Linked DNA regions of Homo sapiens: region 1 is linked to region 2. Evidence: read pairs that join two places in POLR2A ChIA-PET (ENCODE). Cell type or tissue: Panc1. All regions are shown on one strand. Links, peaks and the distances in the headings refer to the core of each region. The heading gives the core; the rest is flanking DNA.

Evidence for each region. Peaks named below come from ENCODE experiments on the same cell type or tissue, not always from the same donor. Only the 100,000 strongest peaks of a DNase experiment are listed, where the experiment ranks them.
Region 1: POLR2A ChIA-PET joins it to region 2 with 6 read pairs; 3 of 35 experiments call an interaction of 5 or more read pairs at or near these places.

What each region holds. Positions count from the first base shown.
Region 1 is chr9:121,732,525-121,737,892 of GRCh38, forward strand. All of the region lies in intron 3 of DAB2IP (DAB2 interacting protein), which reads left to right. LOC105376257 (a long non-coding RNA gene) reads right to left here and starts at 4,526. Exons shown (of 3, transcript XR_930314.4): 1 at 4,309-4,526; 2 at 2,987-3,156; 3 at 1-955. RefSeq lists an enhancer at 5,345-5,368. In Panc1, for the core only: CTCF peaks have their summits at 2,664 (motif pointing right) and 2,875; no DNase peak of the experiment used is centred there; H3K4me3 peaks cover 1,269 bases; H3K27ac peaks cover 1,626 bases.
Region 2 is chr9:121,882,917-121,888,284 of GRCh38, forward strand. All of the region lies in intron 6 of TTLL11 (tubulin tyrosine ligase like 11), which reads right to left. Among named protein-coding and RNA genes, the nearest start is that of TTLL11, 210 kb to the right of the region's middle. RefSeq lists an enhancer at 5,036-5,368. In Panc1, for the core only: no CTCF peak of the experiment used is centred there; no DNase peak of the experiment used is centred there.

The DNA.
Region 1 (5,368 bases), core at 294-5,293, 150 kb before region 2:
CTGAGCTGGGGGAACTGAATAGGTGGTGAGGAGGAAGGGAGTAGGGAGGCTGTGGGCTGATGACATACATTAACCACCCACACAGCTCAAAACTAGGTGAGTGGGGAGCTTGAGGGGCAGGAACAGCGAGCAGAGGCTCTGAAGTGTTGAACACTGGCAGCTCAGACCCGAGGGACAGGCTGGGGCCAGATTGTTGAGGGTCCTAGAATCCCAGCTCCCACCAGTAACTAGCGATGTGAGCTTGGGCAACTTTTCCAACCTTTCTGTGCTTCTGCTTCATTTTTAGTAAAATGTAGCATGGATAGCCACAGCTTATGGCTCTTTGGAGAATTAAAGGAGATAATGTCTGTAAAATACCTAGCGCTGGGCCTGGCACATAGCAGGTGCCAGGACACATTTGCTGTTTGTTGGTGATGATAAAGCCACACAAGTATAGATGTACTCACATAAATTAACAGCTGGTGCACTGAAACTACTTCCTGAGTTGGCCCTCAATCTAATACCAAGTTTGTTTTCTCACCTTCAGCTAAGTACAACTGGTCTCTTCAGAAGCCCTTGTGGTCTCTTGTACCTTGTGGTACAACTGTGGTCTCTTCAGAAGCCCTTATTCATGAACAGCCAGGCCCTGGGCTGACTTTGCTACAGGGCATCCGTCTCTGGCCCTGTACCTGTTTCTGTCCTACAGACGGATCCTGGGGCAGTTGGTGGGTTTTAGCAGCACCCTCCTTTAGAAAAAGCCTCTGTCGTCTGCTCAGTCTCTAGAAAGAAGAGATGTCTCCTCTCCCAGGATGCATGCATCTCTCCCCACGGGATGTACAGGCGTTGCCTGGAGGTATTCCTTGACAGTCGTGGCCCAGACTCTCTTGTCATTCAAAGAAATGGGAAGCTTTTTGAGGTGGGAGGGTTTCAGACTCCCCCAGAGAGCCTAGCCCAGTTGCTGAGGACATCTTCAGATCTGAAAGAAGATAAGACAGGAGCATCCTGAGCTCTGGGGAGAAGACGGCCTGCAGTGTGTGTTTCTCCATCACTCACGTATGGAATCCCTTAGGCCCTGAGAACCAGAGATGAACAGACCCCAAGGAAGGCCTGGCAGGGCAGGCAGCAGTAGCCAGGAGAAGGGAGTCAGACCAGGAATTCAGGCAGAGAAAGGGAGAGATTGTGCACTTTCCTGTGCCCGGGGCCACTGGGAAGGCTTCCCTCAGGTGGGGGCAGTTGAGCTGGGCCTTGAAAGGTGAATGAAAATTAGAAATGGGGGCAGGAGGGGAGCCTCGTGGAAGCAAGTGTGTGACTGTGAGAAAGGCGGGGCATGCACTGGGAAGAGTAAAAAAGGAGGCGGGCTTTGTGACTGTTCCCTGTGATAAGCTCCAGGTATAAAGGTGAGGAGTGTGCAGGGACAGGTAGGACCTACTGATGGGCGAGGCCCAAGGCTCTGGACTTGTTCTGTGGCCACAGGAGATGCTGAAACCAGGAGTGACTGGATCAGGGCAGCTTCTGAAATTCCCCCAGCTACACGTGGCCAAGAATGGTCACTGTGTACTCTGTACTTTTATGTGTTACTAAAGATGTTGCTGGGCCGGGCGCGGTGGCTCACGCCTGTAATCCCAGCACTTTGGGAGGCCGAGGCGGGTGGATCACGAGGTCAGGAGATCGAGACCATCCTGGCTAACAAGGTGAAACCCCGTCTCTACTAAAAATACAAAAAATTAGCCGGGCGCGGTGGCGGGCGCCTGTAGTCCCAGCTACTCGGGAGGCTGAGGCAGGAGAATGGCGTGAACCCAGGAAGCGGAGCTTGCAGTGAGCCGAGATTGCGCCATTGCAGTCCGCAGTCCGGCCTGGGCAACAGAGCGAGACTCCGTCTCAAAAAAAAAAAAAAAAAAGATGTTGCTGAAAGGAGCCTGCAAGCGGTTATGCAGACTTCTGAGCAGGGGCTAGGAAGGAGGGCACAGAGGAAGCAACAGCAGACAGCTGGTGAGGGTGGGAGACCCACTGGAGATGGACATATTCTGACCCTCAGATGCAGGCTCATTTCTTGTTAGCTCGTGACTCCTTACTATGAGAGCTGTCATGCAAAGGAAAAGGCCCTGTTATGGGGCCCTGTTTTCTTATAACAAGATATTATAACAGTGGGGATGACTCAACAAGGGGATGCTTCTTGCCTGAGGGAAATCTAGGAAGGCTTCCAGGAGGAAGGACTATTCAGATTGAGGAGGGAAATGAGGGGGCTAGTAAAAGGTGCAAAAACAGTTGTCTAGGGGTGAGGCACACTTTCAGATGTAGTTGGGTCAACTTGAGCAAATGACTTAGCTATTCCAGACTTGATTTCATCTATAAAGTGGTCACAGTATCTGCCTTGCCTGTTTGTTGCCATGATCATGAAATCAGTGGGAGCAGACCTGGCTTGGAGCCTGCACCCTGGAGGGAGGTGGTGCTCAGAGGATGCACTCTGCTTTCGCCTTCCTTGTTGGTTTGGCTGCTCTGGAGCCAAAGGGGGCTTCTCTGGCCCCAGGACCTCTCTGAGACTCTATCTTCACCTCTCCCCTGCTAGGAAATTTTATTAAGACATTGGATAAACAGATGACAGCTCTGAGGGAAAACTTCTCAGAAGGAAGGGGACAGGACACTAAGTGCTCTTCTGGCTGGGAGCCTTTTAGGCAGTAGGGGGAGCTGGGTAGCTCTTGGGGCTTTGGTGGTGTGGACTGATGCAAATGTGGGCAGACGGGGTGGTGTTGGATCGCCTGGCCTGTGTGCACGGCAGAGCTGAGCCTGGAGCCTAGGGCCCAGCAGGGGATGGAATGAGTCAGGGACTTTCCAGGTTGGGGGCTGCTGCTGGGGACACAGTAAAACCTCTTCACCAGTCCTGCAATAACCCCAGACAGTATCCTGCCTGCCTGTACACAGTAGGTGCCTGACACAGTCTGCAGCTTAGTAGGAGCTCAGTAGTTGTTTGCTAAAACAGTGGCGCAGGCTGCAACTGCCAAGGACTGACCTGGGGTCTGTGATGCCTTAGGGTGGAGGATGCGAGGAGCTGGGCAGGACCTAGGTGGGACTCCAGGGTGTGGCTCTTGTTCTCCCACTGGCTTCTGTTCATATTTACATCGGGAGGCTGTGCAGCCTCGGGTTCCTGGCCTCAGCTGGATTAGCACCTCTTGCTGGTGGCTGTAAGGGAAGGAGGTGTGACGGTATGATACCCTGCATGTGGTAGAGACTCAGTAAGTGGATACCATTGCGGTGGCTTCTCTGGTGGGATGGGAAAAAGGGTGACCCCAGGCAAAAATACCTGGTTGGCTGGGTGTGCCTTTCCCCTAGGGGTTTTTGTTTCCGTGTTTAAATGACCCAAGGATGAATCTCCAGGCCAGCAGGTGGGGCAGGGGTTTGTCTGCCCCCAGGCTTCTGGGCGCAATCGGGAACCTGGGCAGCTCACACAGCTCACCAGCCTGTCTCCTCCTTCCCTGCACCCGACCTTTCCCTTCTGTCCTGCCGGACTAGCCGGGTGCTTTCCAGAAGAGAAAACCCGGGACTGCTGCCTGGGAACCCAGTGCCCTTCTCAGCTTAGGCTGTCTAGACCCAAGTCGGGGTGGGGAGTCGGGTTAGGGGATCATGGTAGACAAACCCCTGGCCTTGTCTGGACCTCAGTTGTGTTCACTTGTTAAAATGTTGGAATGGAAATGTGGGGAAGGGAGAGCGTTTGCCTTGGTTGGGTCTCTGGGCTGCGCTGGTCTAAGCCCGACGAACCCGGGGTGGGGCCAGCGGGCCAAACTGGAATGCGCCGCGAGAGCCGGGCCGCGGGCAAGTGAGGGGCTGGCGGGGCCGGTGGGGACCCAGACTCGCACGAAGGTGGGGAAGGAGTTGCAAGGCAGAGACCCCCGAACCCCTGCTCCAGGGCCTGCGCGTCCCGCCCGCCCGGCGTGCCGAAGCGCAGCGGCGGGTCGCTAGCGGGAAGTGGCTGCAGCTGGAGGCAGCTGGCCGCGGAATGTCACCCGCTGCCGGGCCTGGGAAGGGCTGGGCCTACTGCTGTGGGGTGGGGGGCGGGTGGGAGGGCCCGGAGGGCTGGGGCTGGGGCGGGCCGCTTCCGGGCTGGAGAGGGTTTGGGGCGTGGCGCAGCCCGACGTTAGTCCGGAATGCTCTGGGAGCAGCGCTCGGGGGAGGTTACCTTGGCGCGCCCCCAAATCTTTTGGTTCCCCCGCTCCTGCCTTCCACTGCTCTGGCTGACCTGGCTCAGACCAGCTTGAAAAATGCATTCATTCATTCAGTACATCTGTCGAGTGTCTACTCTGTGCCAGGCTCTGGTTCGAGGTGTGCTGGGCTTACCGGGGCGTGCAGGTCCCTGTTCTCGTGGACCGGACATTTTCATGATAGGTAAAAGACAGAAACAAACAAGATGACTTCAGGGTAGTTCTGTGGAGAAAATGAAGCAGGGTGATAACTTGGGAGGTGGGAGTTGCCCCTTTAGCTAGAGAGATCAGGGAAGGCCTCTTCCTGGGACGGGACTTTGGGTCTGAGACCGGAATGAGGAGGAACCAGCCTTGCCCACGGAATGGCAAATACAAAGGCCCAGAGGCGGGGCTTGGGGCAGGATATGACCTTGGGCGGAGTCAGTATGTTAGGGGAGGAGCCTGTAGGGACGGCTCCTCCCTCTTTCTTGACCCAGACCTCTGTGCTCTGGCCTGCACCCTGCCCAGAGGCCCCAGAGGGCGACTTGCCATGGCTGGAAGCGATAGTTTGCTTTCAGGAGTGTTTCTCGTCTTCTTGGACCTGGAGGTTGTGCCATGTGGTTACCTGCATGGAAGACGGTAATTTTCCACTTGTTTCCTGAAGGACACGGAAACCTTTAGATGTTGTCATCACTGTGTTTATTTAAGTCATTTTTGAAATTTCAGCTTGGAAGACACAGATTCAGCACGTGCCTTTCGGGAAGGGGAAGCCCTCCTAGGCTCACCTCTTAGATGCCGGCCCGGCCGAGAGGCCCCCTAATCTGTCCAGAAGAGCTGCCTGGGTGAGCACCACCCTTGGGAATGGGCCTCTGTGGCCTTGGACTTCTTAGTGACAACTTCGGCAAGATCCTGGGCCGGGCCGGAGGGGCTGCTCACTGGAGACCTGGCCATCTTCGGAAGCCAGATCTGGCTCCAGAGCCTCGGGGGTTGCAAGTGCCCAGAACCAGGTCAGCAGAGAGGCCTGCGCTCCCACCACAAAGGTCTGTTTGAAGTCCTGTGGGAGGGAGGACAGACACCACAAGGAAACTTCCTCCCCGGTGGGTGGGTCTCCAGCCAGGTATGGGGTCAGACAGGCTTTGGTCGGGCTGGAGGGTGAGGAGCTGTTTCTCCAATGAGGCCTGGTCCCAGGACTGAGTCCTCAGTGGGCAGGGCTTGTT
Region 2 (5,368 bases), core at 192-5,191:
TGAGTTTGCCAGAAATAGAATCCATTTTTGTTCTTCTGGCAGTACTGTACATCTAATAGGTGATACAAAAAACACATGCTGATACATGATTGTGTAAGTAAAGTATTCTTTAAGACAGAGAACATGAAGAATTTGGGGTAATTTTGCCTGAAGACAAGAAAATGGGCAGGGTGACCTTTGGGCGTCATTTTTCAGCTTATGGGTCTATAAACCCATCTTTAGGGCAAAAATACCACATTAATAATTTATGGTGATGAGAATAACGGTCATTCTGGTTCCACCCCTTACCAATTGTGTGGCCTTAGGAAATGGAGATCAATACTCAGCCTCTGGTTCTCTTCTGTAAAATGGAGATGGACGATAGAATCCACTCTCCAGAGGTGTTGAGGGACTTGATGGGGTGGTATAAACAAGGGGCTGGCACCCTGGTTGGAACATCGTAAGTACCAAAGAAATGGTAGCTGTTATATGACTCCTTTGACATATATTTATTGAGTACTAACTCTGCAGCTAGGGATGTTGGGTCAACTCAAGCCCCACCTCCTCCAGGAAGATTTCGCGGCCTCCTTCGACCCATGACATTCTTTCCTCAAAGAACTCTGGTCCTATCAAGATTAGATTTTTTAAAGAATCTGACTAATAAATTAGGCATGCCTATTAGCAGTCAGGTCCAGAGAAAAAGTCTAACTTTTTACTTTATGCAATTTGAATTCCCTGAACATAGAGTTGTTGTCAAAATCCATTAAAGTATTTAATTTCTCTTGTCACTGCACAATTCCCCAAGCAGACATCCAGACAGTTTGCAGTGGTGTTTCTCACAGAAGTACTAAATGTTTAGTTATCAAGGTACATTTTTTAGATGATGCCTCCCTGATGGCTCTGGAGACTCTAGAGAGACTGTGTAAGTTCAAGCGCAAGGTTAAGGCAGGCAGCAGAGTGGCGAGAGCTGCAGGGAGGATGAATCACGCAGGCCTGGGCTTCAGCTCTGACACTGCCACTTCCTGGCTGACTGACCTTGGGGAAGGTACTTAACCTTACTGAGCATCAGTTTCCTCATTTGCAAAGTGGTGACAGCACCAAACCCACAGGGCTTTAGTGAGCACGAAGTGGAATACCAAATGTAAAGAACCCAGGAGAATGCCAGACACATCGCTGGTCCACGATACAAGATGGCTTAAAAATCCCAGAGATTTGCAGATGCACAGACTGGGGTCTAGAGGCTGCCGTCCCCATCCACCTCCCCCTCCCAGAGGGACAGCCCTAAGGAGCAGTGTGTTTATGGCGACACAATGGCCAGACCCACAGGGTCCTGCCTCTTCACAGTAGCCTCTCCCAACACCCATTCAAATCAATTATTACCCCACTTGACCGACTCACCCGGTGGGAGCCAAAGGTTTCCATGCCAACAGGAATGTGGTGGGCATCCCAACCCCCAAGAAAGAAAACAAAAGCGACTCTTTTAGTTTCCCTACTAACAAGCGCGGAGCTGAAGTCAGAGCTGTCTCTTTCTCAGTTGTCATGGCAACATCCACTGACCTACCCCGTCCTGCCAAACACACACGCGGGAGAGGGAGAGGGCAAGGGGGATGTGTGGGAGGTGGTGGTCCAGGGATGAGGGGCAGCAGAAACGCTCCACAATGCTCGGGAGAAAAGTACAAAAACACCCACTTTTACAAAAAAAAACCACTGGCAAATGCACCCCCCTTGCCAGGGAATGGAGAAATTCCAGTTTTTATTGTGTCGTTCCTTTGGCAATTATGAACAAATTTAGAGCCTATTCAAAAGGCCAGTTCAAACCAGAAGAGGGAACAATTATTAATTTCTCAGCTATGACACAGAGACAGGGGGCACTTCACTTGTACCTCTCCTGTCCTGCTCAGCATTTGGGAGACTGGGGTTGACGCTACTGTCTGCTGCCTCTCGCCACAGCTCAGGGCACAATCTACAGGGCAATTTCCCATTCCTGACCTAATGCAGCCTCAACAACAGCTTGGGAAGAACAAAGCAAGGCACCCACTCTGCAGGCAAGAAAACTGAATGCCGTGACCACAAACCCATGAGTACCCACTTCTGTTTTCTGTTTTCTAGTTTGCTCTCTGCCCCCAGAAGTCTTCACCCAGGAAAACACTTGAATTTGCCCAGATGGGATCAATTATTTCCCACACTCTTAGTCCTCGTGTAGCTTTGAAGAATCATTTTCTGGAAGTCCAACACCTGCCAGAAAATCCACCCAGATAGCCCACTTGCATCTCGGTAATCCAACGTTCCAGGATGAAGATAATACATCCCCTTGAACCTGCTTCTTGCTATTTCCATGTTGTTACTGGCAACTTCATCACCCCAGTGAGCCAAGCTCAAAACCCTGAAGTCAGCTTCGGATTCTCCCTCTTCCTCAGCCTGGTTTCTGGGGACTTGTACAGAAGTCTTCCACTGTCCGTTTTCCATTTGGAGGCTCTGATTCAAATATTCTGGGGCATCCTAGCAAGTGGAAAGCAGTGAGCAGTGGTTAACCACAAAGGCTGTGGGGTCAGGATGCTGGAGCTCTCGCTGCTTGGACACCTGTGTGCTAAGCACATCCTCTTATTTGATTCTCACCACGACCCTTTGAGGTTAGGATTCTTCTTCATATGATTCCCAGTTTCCATAAGAGACCGTTTCCCTATGAGACACAGAAAAATGGCATAATTTGCCCAAGGTCATCCAGCTTAGAAGTGGCAAAGCCGGCTTATGATTCTGGATTGGCTGGACTTAGAACTCTGACTCTGAACCAATATGCATAGCTCCTTCCCACTCAACCACAACTCTTTTTCTTTCTTTCTTTTCTTTCTTTGAGACAGGGTTTCACTCTGTTGCACAAGCTGGACTGCAATGGTGTGATTATGGCTCACGGCAGCCCCAAACTCCTGGCCTCATGCAATCCTCTTGCCTCAGCCTCTCAAGTAGCTGGGACTAAAGGCACAGTTCACCACTCCTGCCTAGTTTTGGTATCTTTAGTAGAGACAGAGTTTCTCTATGTTGTCCAGGCTGGCCTCTAACTCCTGGGCTCAAGGAAACCTTCTGCCTTGGACTCCCAAAGTGCTGGGATTACAGGCATGAGCCACCGTGCCCAGCCTATAACTTTCTTAGGAACAGGGCCCATCACTTCATGTTTATATCTCAGCACTGACACCAGGGCCTGCCTTGCAGCACCTGATGAGTGCCACCTGATCAAAGCTCCATAGAGTGTCTTAGCTCAGAGCTGACCAGCCTGGGTTCCGTGCCCTATGAGACCCCTTCTCCATATGTGACTTTGGGGGAACCATTAGGTAACAGCTGGAAGGCTGCAGTGGGCTGAACACTGTCCCCCAGAAGATATATCCAAGTCCTAACCCCTGAAACCTGTGAATGTGACCTTTTTTGGAAAAAAAGAGTCTTTGCAGATATAATTAAGGATCCCAAGATCATTCTGGATTTAGAGAGAGCCCTAAATCTGGGGACAGATGTTCTTATAGGAGAGAGATAGAGGGAGATTTGATGCAGACATACACAGAGGAGAAGGCCATGGGAACCGAGGGCAGAGGCTGGAGTCATGTTACCTGGCCAAGAGCTACCAAATGCTGGAAAAGGCAAGGAAGGATTCTCCTCTAGAGCTTTGGAGGGGGCATGGCCCTGCGGACACCCTGCTCTCAGACTTCTGGCCTCCAGCACTGTGAAAGAAGACATTTCTGTTGTTCTAAGTCACGCAGTTTGAGGTAACTTTTTAGGCAGCCCTAGGAAACTGATGTAAGAGTCCAGTGTCCTTATGTCCAACCTAGGTACCCTTGGGGGTTACTGTGAGATCATGTAACTGGAAGCAACTAGAATAGTGCCTGGTGCACAGTAGGCCCTCAATAGATGCTAGCTGAACAGCACTAAAACATTCTCAGTCAATATCCTGGAAACTTCTTTCCCAAGGCACACCTGGCTGACTGCCTCTGTCTATATTCTCAAGCTTGTAAAATGTTTAACTTCAGAACCCACGAGCCAGAAGGAGGAGCCACAGGGAGTATCTCCCTTTGAGCTCAGCTGCGTGGGATGAACGGGCAGCCAGCAGAGATGTTGGTGTCCTTGCGAGGCTGGTAACTAAGTACTGGCCCATCTCCAGACCAGGATGATGAGCCTGTCACGGTGGGTTTCACAAAACATCTGTTTCAGGAACAAGCCTATTGTTTCAGGCAAGCTCTAGAGATAATAGTATGTTTTTCCTACATACAGCCATGACATGTTCACTGAAGCGAATATCTCTAAATGTGACCAATTTCTTAAGTGGCAGAAGCCCATCAAACTCTTTGAGAACATATATGGCATGTGGGCAGCCCAAGCAGCTTCCTTTGCTGCCACAGAGCTAAAAGCAACACTCATTCTGGCTTGCAGGGAGGCGGTGAGAGTGGGTGGAGGTAGCGGTGGCGATTTCTCTGAAATTGGTCCCTCTAAAGGTTATGCTTCATTCTGCAAGGGAGTCAGGTCCCCAGGCTTCATGCATATGGATGGCAATGGTGGTTGAATGATAACCTGCAATTTCTCTTCCCCACGTTAATCGACTTGGGTTGGCTACCAAGAATTTGACTAGGAATCGCGATGCCAGTGCACATACCAATGATCCCAGGATCTCAGCTCAGCTCTGCCGGCTTCAACTCAATTCTGGCCTGAAATAAGAAAGCACTAGCTCGGTGTCCCGTGTGAGATGAGCAGACTATGCCTTGGCATGGGATAGAGAGACGGCCAGAAGGCCGACCACAGCGAGGAGAGCTGGGACACTTTCCCACAGGCGAGGGGAAACTTGGGCCAATGAAGCAAATGCTTCAAGATCCCCCATGAAGAAAGTGCCTCCCCCGCAGCAAGCTGTCCCCCGTCCTTTCTCCCAGGGGAGGAGTGGGATGTGAGCTCCTTCCCTCGGCACACAGATCAAGTCTGGAATACATCTGGTGTCTGGTGTGCTGCTTGGAAGTCAGGCCTGAACTGCCTGGGGGCCCCCAGGCAACCCCAACACCCAGTGGGGGTCTGGAGTGAGTCAGCTTCCTGGCCCCGGGAGCCCAGTTAGCCTGAAGCTGCCCTGGCTATTGGAACCTCCACTCTTAAACCCTCTTTGCTCACCCGGGTGGGACACTGGCCTGCAGCCTTGGCCCAGGTCCCCTCTCCAGTTCCTGGCTCTATCCCCCTCCCCTTCCTCACCAGACTGCTGCTGGGATCCCAGGATGCCATAGGGTTAAGCCCATCCTGGCTGACTGAGAAGGTCCCAAGGCCAAGTCTTTATAGCTCAGAAGGCAGTGGCTCTGGTATAACCTCCCCTAATTATCCTGTGCCCTGCAGACTGCTCCCAGAGAGCACTGGGCAAAGGAGTCAACACATC